Regions from separate parts of the Homo sapiens genome. Here regions 1, 2 and 4 are each linked to region 3. The links are chromatin contacts, found by Hi-C or POLR2A ChIA-PET in ENCODE. All regions are on one chromosome and are shown on one strand. The core of a region is the stretch at or near the end of the contact, and the rest is flanking DNA. Distances in the headings are between cores, read along the strand shown.

The links. Hi-C counts contacts between places; a loop is a spot of excess contacts on that map. ChIA-PET counts read pairs that join two places held with the same protein, here RNA polymerase II (POLR2A). Pooled maps may share reads with other maps.
Region 1: a loop to region 3 is called in a pooled map, with 2.1 times the contacts of the local background. The contact joins two enhancer-like sites. A Hi-C loop is called at or near these places in 3 of 50 pooled maps. POLR2A ChIA-PET finds 5 or more read pairs at or near these places in 4 of 52 experiments (HEK293, K562, activated B cell and 1 more).
Region 2: a loop to region 3 is called in a pooled map, with 4 times the contacts of the local background. The contact joins two enhancer-like sites. A Hi-C loop is called at or near these places in 3 of 37 single-sample maps with no recorded cell type and 7 of 50 pooled maps. POLR2A ChIA-PET finds 5 or more read pairs at or near these places in 6 of 52 experiments (BJ, Caco-2, T-cell and 3 more).
Region 4: a pooled map shows a loop between it and region 3 (2.5-fold over the local background). The contact joins two enhancer-like sites. A Hi-C loop is called at or near these places in 4 of 168 maps with a recorded cell type or tissue (Right ventricle myocardium inferior, dorsolateral prefrontal cortex, gastrocnemius medialis and 1 more) and 7 of 50 pooled maps. POLR2A ChIA-PET finds 5 or more read pairs at or near these places in 4 of 52 experiments (B cell, MCF 10A, PC-9 and 1 more).

What each region holds. Positions count from the first base shown.
Region 1 is chr6:7,259,345-7,263,358 of GRCh38, reverse strand. No RefSeq gene overlaps it. Among named protein-coding and RNA genes, the nearest start is that of SSR1, 52 kb to the left of the region's middle. RefSeq lists silencers at 825-1,000, 2,124-2,253 and enhancers at 698-1,489, 1,594-1,733, 1,804-1,923, 1,490-2,281. Within about 2 kb of position 2,063, at least 30 of the 41 ENCODE cell types and tissues checked have a DNase peak (open chromatin) inside an H3K27ac peak, as active enhancers do.
Region 2 is chr6:7,071,442-7,075,892 of GRCh38, reverse strand. No RefSeq gene overlaps it. Among named protein-coding and RNA genes, the nearest start is that of RREB1, 34 kb to the left of the region's middle. RefSeq lists an enhancer at 1,994-2,233. Within about 2 kb of position 1,957, at least 5 of the 41 ENCODE cell types and tissues checked have a DNase peak (open chromatin) inside an H3K27ac peak, as active enhancers do.
Region 3 is chr6:6,748,574-6,752,604 of GRCh38, reverse strand. All of the region lies in intron 2 of LOC101928004 (a long non-coding RNA gene), which reads left to right. It overlaps LOC105374901 (a long non-coding RNA gene), which reads left to right. Exons shown (of 2, transcript NR_187807.1): 2 at 80-699. Among named protein-coding and RNA genes, the nearest start is that of LY86-AS1, 130 kb to the right of the region's middle. RefSeq lists enhancers at 738-1,355, 1,976-2,593. Within about 2 kb of position 2,437, at least 27 of the 41 ENCODE cell types and tissues checked have a DNase peak (open chromatin) inside an H3K27ac peak, as active enhancers do; they include PC-9, dorsolateral prefrontal cortex, gastrocnemius medialis and 1 more, where a contact is called at or near this core.
Region 4 is chr6:7,138,439-7,142,717 of GRCh38, reverse strand. All of the region lies in intron 1 of RREB1 (ras responsive element binding protein 1), which reads right to left. Among named protein-coding and RNA genes, the nearest start is that of RREB1, 33 kb to the right of the region's middle. RefSeq lists enhancers at 1,216-1,345, 1,816-2,343 and a silencer at 1,426-1,805. Within about 2 kb of position 1,542, at least 31 of the 41 ENCODE cell types and tissues checked have a DNase peak (open chromatin) inside an H3K27ac peak, as active enhancers do; they include PC-9, dorsolateral prefrontal cortex, gastrocnemius medialis and 1 more, where a contact is called at or near this core.

The sequences.
Region 1 (4,014 bases), core at 814-3,313, 510 kb before region 3:
AATTAAGGCTATTCTTTTCCCAGCACTATAAAATGACTACGGTTGACATTGTTTGAGCCACCTCTTTTGAGAGTGTTGCATTGTCCCCACATGTCCCTGGGTATAGAAGACTGAGGGTCTATCTCAGTGTAGCCCTTAGGTTCTGAGGGAGGCTTGGGGGCTATCGCTTTAGGGGCTCGACTCATCTGCAGCTCTGTAGGCACTGTGTGTTCTGGGCAGTGGGCATTTTAAACCCATATGGGAGATGAAGATGACTGAGGCCCAGGGCTGCTGGATCGCACACAGAGAGTGAGGTGAGGGCTTGGACTGGGGCCGTTTGGCTCCAAATCCCATAAGCTGACCACACTATCGCACTCCCAGGGTACCCTTAGATCAGCCAGTCCCAGCCCTCCTTGCACATTAGAAAGCTCTCGGGAGCCAGGCCGGGCCCGTTGGCTCACGCCTGTAATCCCGGCACTTTGGAAGGCTGAGGCGGGTGGATCACTTGAGCTCAAGAGTTCAAGACCAGCCTGGCCAACATGGTGAAACCCCATCTCTACTAAAATTACAAAAAATTAGCTGGGTGTGGCGGCGGGTGCTTGTAATCTCAGCTACTCGGAAGGCTGAGGCAGGAGAATCGCTTGAACCCAGGAGGCGGAGGTTGCAGTGAGCTGAGATCATGCCATTGCACTCCAGCCCGGGCAACAGAACAAAAACTCCATTTCAAAAAAAAAGAGACATAGACTGAATAGCTAAAAGGTATTTGGTGCTGGGATAAGTTTTGGATGGTACACAAAAAAGAATAATTGCCTCCATCCTATCCTTCGGGATCTGAAAATCTAGCTGTGGAGACAGCTCAGCTTATTTTTAAAAAGGCAAATGTGCTCCAATGTATCGTAGGAACCAAGCGAGTGAACACCAGAGAGCTGGGGTAGTCACAGGGGGCCTCAAGGAGGTGGTGAGACTGAAGCAGCAGAACAGGATTTGGAAGAAGGATTTAGGATTTGGAGGGCTTTTTAGGGGAGGGCCAAAGAGAGGACAGGTGTGCCCAGGCATGCCCCGGGGGTGTGAGGGCAGCTGGATCCCAGGGTGTCTGAGAGTGGTCACCTGAGGGCATGCTCATTGGTGGGTGTGGCCATCACAGGACATGGCTACAAGGGGCGTGACTATCAAAAGCAGAGCCATTCAAGGTCGTGCCCATCTGTCGGCGAGGTCACCAGGGCCGTCTGTGGGCGTGGTCACCACAGGGCGTGGCTGCAAAGGGTGACAGATGGTGGTCATGGTCGGATGAGTTGGGAGGCAGAGGGTGGGCTTGGGCCTGTTTGGGAAGCAGAGCTTGGATGTCATTCTCCAAGCCTCAGAGGCCATTGGAGGTGTTGGGCAGGGAGGGTGCATGGACAAAGAGGTGCTTGAGGAACAGTGATCAGATATGTGCCAGCTTCAGCTGTCCTAGCGTCCCCATCCCTAGGTAGGCACTGGGAAGAAGAAAGGCGTCTGGAAGTCCCATCCAAATCCCCCCGCCGCCCCCACCTCGCCTCTCTGGCTTCACTGTGAAGCGGGTCAACTTTTTCCAAGGGCAGGAGAATGTGGTTCCCTGTTGCTTGAGGGGCTCTGCAGGCCGAAGGTAAGAAGTGCTTCTGCCCCTGCGGAAACCGGGTCAAGCTGGCCCGGCACCCTCATCCCTTTTCTACCTGAAGCAGAACTGCGGGTGGAGCCCGCACCGCAAACGCACGGCCTGTCTCTGGTGAAAAGAGCTGTCTTTGGGACCTTCCTCGCTGGGCTGTTCCAGCACTCAAGTCTCAGCGCTGCCATGTGACGCCCACGCCCCCTTCCCCTGTCGCGGGATCGACCCCTCTGGAGCTGCCGAGCGGCTGTCTCACCGCCATCTTCCCTTCTCTGGAAACATCCAAATCCCCACCCACTGCCCCAGGCCAGGCCAATCAGATGCGCTGGCCTGGAAATTCCACAGGCAGCAGGGAGAGCCCCAGAGTCCCCGGGCTGCGCTGCTGCAGAGGGCAGGGCCCGGACTCCGCGCTGCCGTCCTGTGTGTGGTTTTGCTTTGTTCCTTGTTTTTACCTTCTGTCAGCGCATCACCGGAGGCCTTTGGGTCGCCCCTCCTCCCTGGCCACTCCTCTCCCCCGGACCCAGCCCTCAGTCCCTCCCTGCCTCGCCCAGCCTGGCGCACTCAAGCACTTGCCCTGGTCGCTGTTCCTGGACACGCATGGACGCTAAAAGCCAGGCTTTCTCGCGCAGTCCGCATTTTATTTGCAAAGCGAAGCGGGTGCTGCATTGCGGTCATTCAGCCCTGCTGTCCCTTGGTCTCGGCAAGGGCTGCTCTGCCCTTCCACTGCTCTGGGTCCCAAACCAGCTCTGCCCACACCCTGCCCTTTGCCCATCGTCTCAGCCCAATGGCCTGTCTTCACCCTCACCTTCAGGGAACTGGGCTCCCTCTTTTTAGGCAACACTGTTCTCGCCCACTTCCTTTTCAAGCGTCTCACCCTCTGTCCTCTGACGCTTCTTCCCCAGCGTGTCTGTCTCTTTCCTAGGTCCCTAGGTCCTAGGTCTACCCCGGCCACCTTTCCTGATCTCATTCACTCCTACGGCTCCTCCCACAATAACCCCAACCTGGCTGTAGCTCTTACCCGACCCCTGGGCTCCAGACATCTCCACCTGGATGTCTGCAGTGGACCCACAAGTCTTTCTTCTCCTCCTGGAGGCAGCCCCCACATTCTCTTCTTGGGATCCTCCCCTTTTCTGTGCAGGAGGGGTGGGGATATTTGACTTGCCCACTGCTTCAAGAATGACGTGTGACCCAGAGGTGGGCACATGCCTCAGACCAGCCTGAAGTTCTGGTCTCTTGTTAGGATGAGCTGCTGTAGTCCCCAAGCTGGCTGCGCATAAGCTGAGCGACACTGCTGCCTGGCAGGTGCTCTCCCTGAGGAAGAAAGCAGAACCAGGAGATGGGACATGGTGGGCTCGAACATGAGCTTTGGTGGACGTGCATCTAACTAAAGTCACTTTCTGGACTTTTTGTCAATGTGGGCTAACCCATTCTCATTTTTGTAGAGGCTGATCTGAGTTATTTATTTATTTATTTATAGTAGAGATGGGGGTCTTACTTTGTTGCCCAGGGTAGTCTCGAACTCCTGGACTCAAGTCCTGCCTCTGTCTCTGCCTCCCAAAGTGTTGGGATTATAGGCATAAGTCAATGCACCCAGCCTCTGAGTTGAATTTTTGTCACTTGAAGACCTCTGATAGACACCTCCAACAAGAAGGAACCCATGATCTCTGTGTTCCATCAAACTGACTTCTCCACCTGGCTTCCCCGGCATCCTTCATGGCACCACCTCCCCCAATTTCCGGTGACAATGTTGAAAGCTTGAGTGCGCCCCCATTGCAATCTTCGTTAATCAAGTACTGCCAAATGCGATCTCTCCAGTGCTCCTCTCCTCCCCAGCCCACTTCAAACCCTCATTACCTTTTCTCTCTCTCCCCAACTCCTTTTTTTTTTTTTCTTTGAAAGGGCCTTGCTACATTGTCCAGGTTGGTCTCGAACTCCTGAGGTCAAGTGATCCTCCTGCCTCAGCCTCCCAAGTAGCTGGGATTACAGGTGCACACCACCACATCTGGCCCTCGTTACCTTCTGCCTAGACTGTTTGATGATTTCTCTGCTGGCTCCCCGTCTCACACTGTTGCTAGGACGTTTCTAGACCACAGTTCCGGTGCATTCACGGATGCCCTCAAGAACCTTCAACGGCTCCCACCTCCAGCAGGAAATGAACTCAAGTGTTCAGAGCTCTCCTGACTCCCTGACTCGCTCATGCGTCTATTCACGGTCTGCTGTGCGGCGTGTCAGCCAGTGGCCTGCCTCCCCTTCCAGCCGTAGCCCACACCACTCTGATGTGATGGGACACCCCGTGGCCAGCTTCCCTGTGCCCTGAGCTTCTTCCTGGCCCCGGGCCGGCGACGCTCCTCCACCCTGCTGCAACCTGCAGAAATCCTTCCAGGGGCCTCGTTCTATAAATTCTGTCTACA
Region 2 (4,451 bases), core at 708-3,207, 320 kb before region 3:
AAGCCCAGAGTGATCCTAGTGATGGGGCCATCTGGGTCACTATCAGAGGGATGGCAGTTCTCTTCTAGAAAACAAAATCCTATTTGACGAAAGCAGAAAATCCAGCGGATGAAAGCCAGGGTCCAGAGAGAGATACGCATTGCCTTCATATCACAACCATGAGGCCGAAGCCATATGACCACAGGCAAGTCTCTTCACATCTCTAAGCCTCAGTTTCCTGTTCAATAGATTATTCATAGAATTTAACCCAGTGGGGTTCTTGTGAGAAATTAATGAAAAAAATACACCTAAAACATTTAGCACACAGCCAAGATAACAGATAACAAGATAACAGCTCTCTGGACAGTAATTCTGTCAGCACCGCTCCCCCCAGCCCTAATCCAAGTCCTCTCATTTATGCACAGGCATCTGCTAAGAAGTTTCTAGTTTGTCTGTATAACTTCCTGTACATCCCTCCCTTTTGTGGAATACCTGTCCCAAGCCACGGGGACTCTAAATGCTCAGTAAGAACTTGCTAAAAGAATGAATAATTTATAAGGGACCTAATATAGCACCAAGGCATGATTATGATCCAAGCAGACTCTTTGGGCCCATTTGTGCCAGAGACTCCGTTATTTTGTAATTAACAAATATCGTGAATTTGCTTTGAAGATTGTCAAAGAACATGACAATTCTGCCTCAGGTGTTTGACTCAGGGCAAAGCATTTAAACTCTATGTGCCTCAGTTTCCTTTTCTATAAAGTGGGACTAACAATAGTAGCCTACACATAGGTTTAAATGTGAAGTGCCTGCCTGACACATGGCACTTAATAAGTGTTAGCTATCTTATTTCATTTATTTTATTTATTTATTTATTTATTTATTTATTTATTTTATTCATATAGACATGCGGTTTCACTATGTTGCCCAGGCAGGTCTCAAACTCCTGGGCTCAAGCAAACCTCCTGCCTCAGCCTCCCAAGCAGCTGGGACTAAAGGTGTGCGCCACAGCATCTGGCATTAGATATCTTATTTTAAACCTGGTAAAAAATGTTCCATTAGGCCAGGCGCAGTGGCTTATGCCTGTAATCCCAGCACTTTGGGAGGCTGAGGCAGGTGGATGACCTGAGGTCAGGAGTTCGAGGCCAGGCTGGCCAACATGGTGAAACCCTGTGTCCACTAAAAATATAAAAATTAAGCCTGGCACGGTGGCTCTCACCTGTAATCCTGGCACTTTGGAGGCTGAGGTGGGCAGATCACGAGGTCAAGAGATCGAGACCATCCTGGCCAACATGGTGAAACCTCGTCTCTACTAAAAATACAAATATTAGCTGGGCATGGTGGTGTGCGCCTGTAGTCCCAGCTACTCGGGAGGCTGAAGCAGGAGAATCGCTTGAGCCCAGGAGGCGGATGTTGCAGTGAGCCAAGATCACACCACTGCACTCCAGCCTGGGCAACAGAGTGAGACTTGGTCTCAAAAAAAAAAAAAAATTTAGTGATAATGTAGTGATGGATAAAAATCTGAGCCCATAATACCTTCATCATTGTTAGTAAGTCCTGTTTGACTGTCAGCACCACCAGGGAGTCAGGAGACTCAACTCTCTACCTCCTCCTCTTCCCACTGTCTTATTCCCTTAGTCTAGATCAGGCCCTGGAATCTGCATTTTAAATATCTTCCTTGAGTGAGTTGGACACAGGTCGTCACCAAACTGACACACATATGAACAAAAAAAAAAAAAAAAAAAGAAAAGAAAAGAAAAAATACAGACAAATATAGCCCTGGAACTTAATGAGGGAACTGGGCCAAATCTTGGGTGATTCCCCTCTCCCTCGAAGAGAGGGATTTATGGTTTAGGTAAAAACCATTAAGAACACATTGGTTTTTTTCATTGGTTTCACTTTGAGTTTCTGCCTCCTGCAACCCAAAACACAATCATACAGAGCTTCGCAGCGTGGGTCTGGGCCCTGCGTGAGCAGGGCCACGTGACCGAGACTGCCTGTGCTGAAGAGCTGAAAGCAGAGGAACACACAGGCAAGGGGAACCTACAGATATTTCCCCCTTTACTTTCTTTTCTTTTTTTAAAAAAACTATAATCCCATAGAGACATATGTGACAAGTCTGACAAATGGACAAAGGAATGACGCTTGTTCTCATTTAGAAAAAGCTTGCTGATGCTGGATGTGTGTCAATGCACAAAGCTGTGGCTCGAATAGCCAAGGACATAGCATGTTTTTTTGTTTTTGGTTTTTTTGTTGTTTTTTTAATAGATGAGAGCTTCCTATGTTGCTCAGTCTAGTCTCAAACACCTGACCTCGCCTTCTTATGTGCCAGGACAACAGGCCTGAGTCACCGTGCCTCCTGACATAGCATCTTTCGTACAGGATTTAGGGAAGCATGAGAGCACTGGAAATAAAACCTAAATGGTGGGTGAGCTATAGGTAAACACTGAAATATCATGATCTTATTAAAAAGAAAATAGTGAACCCAAAGAACCTGATATACAAGAGAAAATGAACCAGGCTGCCAAAATCCTCTGTTTCAACAACAGAAGTCAATGGGATACAGTGGTTTAAAATCATGTAAAGTGAGTAAAATGTTCAACCCTGTGAGAACAGAGCAGTAATCGTGATGGGCCATCAGCCAGATAAAAGTGTCCATATTTCTGGTCCCAGGCAGTATCTCTCTCTCTCTCTTTTTGTTTTGTTTTGTTTTGTTTTTTTTTGAGACGGAGTTTGGCTCTTGTCGCCCAGGCTGGATTGCAATGGCACAATCTCGGCTCACTTTAACCTCCACCTCCTGCCTTCAAGCAATTCTCGTGCCTCAGCCTCCTTAGTAGCTGGGATTACAGGTGTCCACCACCACGCCCGGCTCGTTTTTGTATTTTTAGTAGAGATGGGGGTTTCACCACATTGGCCAGGCTGGTCTCGAACTCCTGACCTCAAGTGTTCTGCCCACCTCGGCCTCCCAAAGTCCTGGGATTACAAGCATGAGCCACTGTGCCCAGCCTCCAAGCAGTACCTCATGCAACACAAGTATTTAAGTATTTATCAAAGATGGTCATAATCAGCTCTTAAAACATACTAACTAAACACAACACTGTACACAGAAACACTTAAAAATACCACTTATAAGAGCATCAAAAGTTTTAAGGTATTTTAATATATTTTAAAAGTTATATATATTCCTATATATTATATGATATGTAGGAATATTTACTATACACTAATACATATGTAATATAATATATTCTACGTATGTAGGGAGATGTAGGAATACACACAGTTGCAGCATTTCAGTCAACAATGGACTGCATATATGACAGGGGTCCCATGAGGGATAGTATATACACATTCCTTATAACACCATATTTTCACTGTACCTTTTCTATGTTTACATATGTTTAGAGACACAAATAATTTCTGTTGTGTTACAGTTGCCTACAGTATTCTGTACAATAACATGCTGTACAGGTTTGTAGCCTTGGAGCCATAAGCTACATACCATATAGCCTAGGTGTGTAGTGGGCTATACCATCTAGGTTTGTGTAAGTACACTCTGATGTTCACACAATGACAAAATCACCTAATGATGCATTCCTCAGGATGCCTCCCCTTCGTTAAGTGACACATGACTGGATTGTATATTCTACAGGTCAAGTTTTATAAAGAAAACCACAACGTTCTTGGGGCATTGAAGAAGATATACATAATTGGTGTTCATGCACTTATATAATTTTACTATGTGCCTGAGACTATTCTGAGCACTTTGCACATATTATATGCAAGACATGTAATCACCTAATCCTCTCAATTACCCTATACAGTAGGTACTATTATGACCCTATAAGGTAGGTACTACTACGATCCCTATTACACAAGTGAGATAACTGAGACACTCTAAGGTCAAATTCTCCAGGGTCACATGGCCAGTGAGGAGCGGAGCTAGGATCTGCACCCAGGAGGTCTGCCTCCATCCTTTTAGCGATTCTGCACACTGCCTTTCAATGTGGTACACTCTATTGTAAACGTGCTGGTTCTCCCCACATTGGTCTACAGGTTCAGTGCAGTCCTAATAACTCCAAAAGATTCTGTAACAGAATTGGAACTGTTTCTAAAATTTACATAGAAGCACAAGAGGCCAAGAACACCAAGACATCATTGAAGAAGAACAAGGTGGAAGCACATGCCCTCCCAGATGGCATGACTCCTTAAAGGCTGTCATAACTAAGACAATGTAGAGCTGGATCTAAGGTTGACAAAGAGACGGACAGCACATAGAGAGCACAGAAACAGACGGAGCACACATGCATGACACAGGTGGCATTCCAGAGTGTGTGGGAAAGATGGAAGCTGCAATAAACAGTGCCTGGACAAACACATATCTATTTAAATGAAAACTGAAATGGACCTCTACCTTCCAACATTCATAAAAATCAGTTTCAGATGAGTGAAATACCATATAAGAAAATGTG
Region 3 (4,031 bases), core at 1,188-3,687:
ATTCCTTCTTTCCTTCCTTCCTTCCTTCCCCCCTCCCTCCCTCCCTCCCTTTCTTCCTTCCTTATTCCTCCCTTTTAAGTGTATTTCATGGGCCTCTCTGTAAGGTGGCTATCTGTTGTGAAGTCTGAGGGGACTGGGTCCCCTCCCATCCCCCAGCCCCTGCTCTCTGGGAAGTCTGCTGGGTGTGCTGGGCCGGCTCCTGGACAAGCTGAAGCCGAGGACTGCAGCAACTCTTCCCATCATCACCCTGGCTGCTGTGGGGAAGCTGGCAGTTTTCTGGAAGACTGCTTGCTTGGAATGCTTAGCATCCTCCCAGGCTTCTGACTCTCCACTGGGGATGCAGAAGGTCTGCATTGCAGTTTAATCCACTACTGAGAATTCCTGTGCTTCTAGAAACCATCCTCTCACCTCCGAGGGACTCCATCTTGTCAGCTGCCCAGAGGAGACAAAACGGAACACTGCCCCATGGCTCAGTGCTTTGCACAGTTGTCAGCTCCTTGGCTGGCAAGCATCAGATTGATTAAAAGGAGGTTTTCTCAGACATAATCCTGCCCACTAGCCAGCCAAACATGTATGCAAAATGAATGGCAGTACTGGGAGGGGCTCTGTCCAGCCACCCTGGACATGGGTGTGAGTGTGCATGTGGGGTGTGGGTGTGTGCATTGTGAAAGTAAAAAGGGTGTGGGGTACAGAAAGAAATGGTCTTGTTTTCGATTCTATCATCGTTTTACGACCTCTGGCTCCATTTCCTCCTCTGGAGTTAAGGGAGCGAACTGTCGCCAGCCAGTCCCAGCCCTGTGATCTCTGCGCTGGTTTGTGTAGGCGGCTCCAGAGACACAGATGCAAGACTTGCGTGTCTCAAACTTGAAAAGGAACAAATTGCTGGGGGAGGGGGAGGGGGAGGGGAAAGGGTGTGGCTGCCTGCACACCCATCTGCCCCTCCTGAAACACTGCCACCCTTGAATGCATATCCAGGAGCTCCTTGGAATCTCAAAATACATCACGTATATTAGGATTTAGCTCCCTGCTCCCCACTGCACACTCACACCCTGCTGCACTGTGAGGATGGGCAGGCTGGTGTCACTCTCATTTTAAAAAACGTGGGTTTGTTCAGCGGCATGGGCTCTGAGGAGACCCTTGGGATGTGTGGATACCAGCTTTGGTAAAACCAGTGAGCAGGTGGCTGGAGGGACACTGTGGCCCCTCCTCTGGGCAGTACAAAGGCCTCCTCCCAGGCCCAGCTCCAGAACCAGGCTCTGTGCCTTGTCTACCTGCTGCCTGGCCTCAGGCCTTCCTCCTCCTCTGAGGGCCCTGGCATCCTAGAAGGCTGGGCTGCCTCTTCTGCCTGCCCTCCTGCTCCCTGTTCAGGCTTCCTACAAACACCTTCTCAACTCCAGAGGCTGCAATTAGCATTTTACAGCAGACAATCCAAGGCTAACACAGATAATGTCATGGACAGCACTGCTTTTATTCCCCTCTGGGATTAATGTCCTATGAATAAACATTCCACAAAGCCTATATTCATAGAAACGCTTATGATGTGGAATTGGAGCCAAATGGTGCCTATGGACAGCCTGGGACAAGGGAGCGTGGAGAGAAGGTGGGCTCAGGGGGAGAGGGGAAGCTGGGGGCTGCTTGCTCAGTGATTTGGAAGCTGCTGCATTGGTACAGTGCCATCAGTCTTCGTAGGCAGGACTTCAGACCAGGCAGGACAGGAGACCAAGCAGGGAGCTCAGGGAACCATGTCAGTCTCCACAGTGGAGTCTGGACTCCGGAGCTCTCGCCACGGTGTCCCACAAGCAACAGAAGAGACTCGGGGGTGGCAGGGTGAGGGAAGTAACACCTATGAGCTGATCCGTTCAGCGGAGAACTGGAGGTGGGCTCATTTGATATTGCGATTGCTCAACATCAAATCCCTTCAGGAGCTGCCATGTGCTTGCTTGACTGATTACATTTTTGTTTTTGAAAATAAAAAAATCTGTAGTATAGACAGCAAAATGTTAAAGCTGATGAGTGGGTACTTGGGCCTTTGATCTATTATTTCTGCATATTTCTACGTATTTAAATTATTTCATAATTTTATATATATATATATATATATATTTATTTATTTAAAAAGGAGGAACTGGATATTCTTTATTTCATTTGGCAGAAGCTGTTTTGGGAAGTCCGTCTTACCCATGCACTTTCCCTTCCCACCTGCTTTGTGAAGGTTCCAGACAGGGCCAGGAACACTGCGTTCCTTGACCGGCAAGGTTTTGTATCCCTGCTCCCCCCTCCCCCTGCACCTCTGCAGAGGAGCAGCACAATTCCAGCTTTGGCATACCCGGGAACCCCGGTGCTGGCCTCGCTGCACCCTCACAGCTCAGCTAATTCCAAGACGTGCAGGCAGCGCACTGCCTCTGTCTCTGCTGTAAACAACCAGCATGAATCATCGCGGAAGTCAGTAGTCATCTCTCCCCCGTTTGCAAAGACTGGGGAACTGCAGCATCACAGGGTGACCCGCTGGAAGCCACAGAGGGAAGATAACCTGGAGGGAAAACTAGAGCTGAAAAGCTGCAGCTGGGATTGAAGGCTGGAGGCTGGAGCAGTGAGCCCTTCTGTTCTGAGTAGGGCTGGGCTCTCCCAGCAAAGGGCCTGTGTCACCAGCAGCGACCGCTCAGGGGAGCCTTGGTCGCTGAATGGCTCTTTGGGTGGTGTGGTCTCCCTCTGGCCAGACCTACAGAGTGGCCCTCCAGCACCCAGCCTTGCTGAGTCCCTGCAGGCCTGCTCTGAGGGAAGGGGCTGATAGTTCAGACGTTCAGAGAAGGTGCCTGGTGGCTCCGGAACTGGTAAGACTATGTTCCAATGCTCGCAGCTGCTAGGAGTTACCAGGAGGACGTGATCAGGAGAAGCACTTGGCTTGAGCAGAAGGCATGGTTTCTAGGAGACTGGAATTGTTTCTTGGACCCCACCTCTACTTCTGTCTTTCCTGGACATTTTGCATCCAGAGTATGCTCTTATAATGTGACCATCATTTTGCTAAACTGTTTGGAATAAATTATACCCGGAATAAAATCTAAGTGCCTAGGGTCCTCTCAGAGAGTTCCCTTGGGTCTGATTTTATGAGAAACCACTTGCTATAGCCTCAGAAGCAGTTAAGACCCCCCAAATATTTTCAAACCAGTGTAAGTGGCTTGGATTTTTAAAAAGTGCTCCTTTTACAGAGAAATTGTAATTTTGTTGTTGAATTATACATTTTTAAGTCAAGACTTGAAGTATAGTTACTACATCATCATATATAAAATGTTTTCTTTGGGTATGGCTGCTGCAGCCCTTAGAAACCAACGTCATCACTGAGAGTGTCACAGACTTTAACAGTCCAGCCTTCTGTTCCGCCAGGGCACTTGAGGATCTGTTCTATTTGCTGCTTTAAAATAACAGCCCTCCCTTATTCTGAGGAGAGGCAAGGATCCATCGGCCTGGACTATTTATCAGTGGTTTCTGAAGACAGGAGAATGTTTATTTTGTGAGAACATTTGTCCTACCTTAATTTGCAAGGGACTTAAAAAGTAGCCACCATGAAACACAATAGTAAATATTTGATTCTTGTGAAACAGGTTAATGTTTGTGATGGAATTTCTTCTACATCAGAGCACCTTAAAAATCATTTTCCAATGGTCCCAATTTTTGTGTTTTCAGAGCCCTTGGACAGGAGGCGTTGCAGGTGCCGGGCATTGGAGGGACCTCACGCTCCGCGTTTCCTTCCCTAGCAGAGCTCAAACGACCTGCTGCCGCATCGGGCATTGTTCTCTCCCTCCTCACCCAGAGGAAAGTCCCCATGGCCCATTTTCTGAGCTGTGCTTTTCCACTCTTTCGTAATCTATTATTGTGACCTTGAGATGCAGAGAGAGAAGGCTTTGGCAGGACGCACTGCCTTTGGAACCAGAGCTGCTGCTATCTGTGCCCTGGACCACATGCTCCATGGCCATGGCCGTGCCAGTCCTACTGGTTCCTCTGCAACCGCCACCCAAGTCAGCGCCTGCAGGAGC
Region 4 (4,279 bases), core at 293-2,792, 390 kb before region 3:
CCCTGCCCGGCCTTGGGGCAGAAGTCAGTGCCCTGGCTTGGTAAGCTAGCCCCACGTGGCTCCGCCCATCACATGGCTGCAGAGGCGCCAGCTCATGAAGCGGGCCTGCTGGGGGTCAAGCCTGACCCCACGAACTGTCTCAGACTAAGGCAGGGCACACTCAGCAAGGCGCCTGGCAGCAGGCAACCTTTAGCCACCGGAACAGCCTGATGGTTACCAAACAGTGACCTGCTGCCCTCACCGGTGATGTACTTCCAGTACAGAACATCGAGAAACTGCGTCCTGGAGGGAGACTTGACACCGAGGGCAGGCGGGAGGACACAAGGGCGTCCAGCTTTGCGGGGGGACGCACCCGGTGGTGCCGAGGGCAGCGCAGCTGGGAAGGGCATGGGAGCCGGCTCTCGGAGGAGGGTGTAAAAGCGGAAGCCACGAGAACTGGCTGGGTTTTGTGTGGTCCTCCACCTCCATTCTCAGAAAATAGCCTTTTTTTTTTTTTTAAATTAAGACGGAGTTTCACTCTTGTTGCCCAGGCTGGAGTGCGGTGGCGCGATCTCGGCTCACTGCAACCTCCACCTCCCAAGTTCAAGCGATTCTCCTGCCTCAACCTCCTGAGTAGCTGGGATCACAGGCGCACGCCACCACGCCCAGCTAATTTTTGTATTTTTTTTAGTACAGACGGGGTTTCACCATGTTGGCCAGGCTGGTCTCGAACTCCTGACCTCAGATGATCCGCCTGCCTGGGCCTCCCAAATTGCTGGAATTACGAGCGTGAGCCTATGGGCGAGGGCCACCGCTCCCGGCCCAGAAAACGGCTCCTTTTAGAAAGGAGAGGCAATTATCCAGCCCTCTGCGGAAAGGGCCAGAAAGGCCCTGCTTCCTGGCCCGGCCACCCGGCTGCCCGTTCTCCTGGGCTCTGTCCTACACACGCCCCGCTCCTTCCAGGTTCACTTTGCCGCAGGCAAGTGTCTGCACCCCTCCTCCTCGTCAAAAAAGGCTTAAAGGAGCATTTTCTAGATACGTGGTTTTTCTTTTAAACAAAAGTTTTTGGAGCTACCCATCATGAAATACCCTGCTACATGTTTTTATTCTGAAATAGCCATCGGGGAAGCCAAATGTTTCAATGGGGACTTATTTGGGGAAATAATTACATAATGCGAGTGGGCATGCTCATGTCTATGCAAATCTTGTGAAAATTTAAAAGTGGTCACAGGCTAAATGCCCTCTAGCCAAAAAAGGCGGGGGGGCGGGCACGGGTTCGCTCCAAGCACACTCATCTTCTAATCTTTCCCTAAGAGGAATTTATTATTTTTAAGGAGCTGAGTTGCTAAAGGCATCTCTGAAGAGCTCCGGTTGTTCATTAGGTTGTGTCCCCAGCGGCCGTGCCCTTCGCAACTGAGGAAAGTGCGGCAAGATCCGCTGGAAGACGCGGCTCTACTCACGGGGGAACGCCAGCGCGAACGAACACCGAGCCCCGCCCCGCCCGGCCCCCGCCAGCCCGCCAGCCAATCGGCGCCCGCCGCCCTGACTGATGGCCTCGCTACCCGCTCACCGGACACCCACCGCGGGAGCCCTGGGGGCGGCCCGAGGGGGCCCCTGCGGCCGTGGAGCCCTGACGCGGGCAGTCGGCTGCCCGGTCCCAGCCTGAGGAGGGCACAGACAGACCCTCGAGGCCCTGGGAGGGCCGCCGGCCGCCTTCAGCTGTGCGAACACAACTCTACTCAGACCGTGTTCCCGAGGCACAATGGCTGCCCGCCTCTGAGGGAAGGCACCCGCAGTTTTCCCCTCGCCCCTCCCCAGAAACAGAACAGGGTGAAAAGGCCGTCCGGGGCGGGGCACGGGTCACCCACGCTGGCGCTCGGGGGCCAGCGCGCGCGAGCCACCACACGAAGCCTGGCGCGTGCAAGCCCACCTGCGAGCAGGACCAAGTCCACTTTCAAGTTTAGGGACACCACCCTAAGGAACAACTCTTGTTCTATCTTCGCAACTTTCCACTTCAGCCTTAGTCATGGGGCAGATCCCGAACCCGCTGTCCAGCTAAGGAGTAAAAGGCGAGGACCAGCGGCTTCAAACCTATTGGATCGGAGGGGCAGGAGGAGAATAATTTTTGTCAGTAATTTCTCAAATGTTCGTGTCCTTTTCTCTAAAAATAAGTACAGATCACATTCCTGTTTTCGAAAATGATAGGCAAAAGTTGGGGAACATTACATGATATCCAAAACACGTTTATTCTATATCTGTGTTTCAGATTTCATCTTTTAGCACTTGGTTTACGAGTTACTGTGCTAACTCCAGAAACGAAATAGATTATCAGAAGGCAATCCTGAAAAATCTTTGAGAAAAAGGATATCCCTATAAAATTCAAAGGAGTCTTAAGAATCACCACGATAAGTGTTGCATTACGTCTTTGATAGGGCCTTGAGAATCTTTCATCCTAGAAGGCAGCCCTGAATAAAACTTTTTTTAATTGAAAGAAAAAAAAACCATGTTTTAAAGTCACTTGCCTTGCCAATCAGCATCTGAACAAATGTTTTAGCTTCAGTACATACAAAAGCTGGCAAAGACGCCGTGTGGCAGGCCCACATAAAGAGATTTAAAGTGTGAAGCCTGATGGTCTTTCCCCTAAATTCTCAATAATTAAAAAAAATTCAAAATCCATGTGACCTTGGACTCTCTCATTTTCATCTGTCTCTTGCAGTACACTCTCTTTGCTAACCATTCAGCACACTGCAAGCTCTGATAAAAGTAGTTAATGTTTACTGAAACCTGCGCATGAACTGTACTAAACCTGATAGGAATGAAAAAGGCAAAGTTCTGTTAACAGCATCTATGTACAATAAAAAGGGTGGGTGGGGGAAAGGACCAAGAAGGAATTTTTTTTCTAGTCTGAATCTAAAAGTTCTGACTGATAAAATATAAATTTCCAAAGTCTAATGGAGTCAATATATATCACCAATTAAAAGATACTTTTAATCTAATCTTTTTGGAAAATTTTGAACACAAATATACCTGAATGATTTTACAGATTTTGTTTTTACAGAACTTAAATCTGTTTATATTTCATATTCTCATACTTTTTTTTGAAGGCCCAACTACCTGATCAATAACCAATTCAGTTATATTGTCGAATATTTATTTGTTTGAATAGCTACACATAGGTTATAGCAGAACTATTTTATGCAAAAATAAATTTAACATTTCAACAGTTATCTATTTTTCTCCCCTTAACTCCAAATGTAAAGTTAACTTCAGTCAAACCAGATCTTTAATTTTAACATTTACCATTACATTCACTCAAAGTATATTGAGTTAAACATCAGAACCTACTGATATTTTTAACTTACTGATACTGTCTTTTCCTCCCATTTCTACACTATCCCTTTTTCTCCAATTACCTCAGTTAAAATAAAATTTCAACTTACAAACATATACATACACACACTGTACCCAGAACAGGATGCTCTCAGGTGTCTGAAGCCAACTTTCTCTCTCCCCCATCCCCCCTCCCACCTTTGCTTAAAGGGCAGCAATAGAACCAGTCACCTTGGAAACAAACATCACTCAGTGTTTGCAGAACAAACAATGGTACCTTTTCAGCCAGTACCAGGCAGGCAGGGCAAGGGGCAGCCAAGCAATTCTGGGCCTTACAGGAGTGTTAACATATTGTATTCATTCAGTGCACGAAAAAGTAGTTCAGTACTAAAAGTGAAATGTTCTCACATGTGTGAACCTTTGGCTAGAAACCATACACAAAAGTGAGTAAGGTTTAGAGTCAAATAAGGCTACCTACTAAGTTAGAAAAAAAATCTTTTCATTATTTTTGTAATTGTTTTACGTAACTCATGAATAAGGTAAACTATACTCTTATTACGGAGGATTACCTTCTCCAGCAACTAGGAACAAGTTACTTTTAAAAACAAAACAAAAAAAGTGTCATCTAATTGCTCCCATGAAACAATCATATTCATGTCACTTTTGTCCCAATATGCTAGCATATATTGATTTTTAAATGTGTATACTGGTGGGTGCCTTAACCCACTTGTGAATTTCTGGTATTAATAAAGAAATACGAGTGTGAGCTAGAAAACTGTCAATTTTCAGAGCACTGTTTAAAACAGGGCCAAACAGATACATAAATCTATAAGAGCTTTGGATAACAACCACCACTTTGACCTTGGATTACAATGACTAAACTTTCATTTTCTGAAGACTTACAAAAGCTAATCATTTGGGGTAGCTCAAGTTTGAGGGGAGATTCTTTTGTTACTGTTTTTAAAAAGCT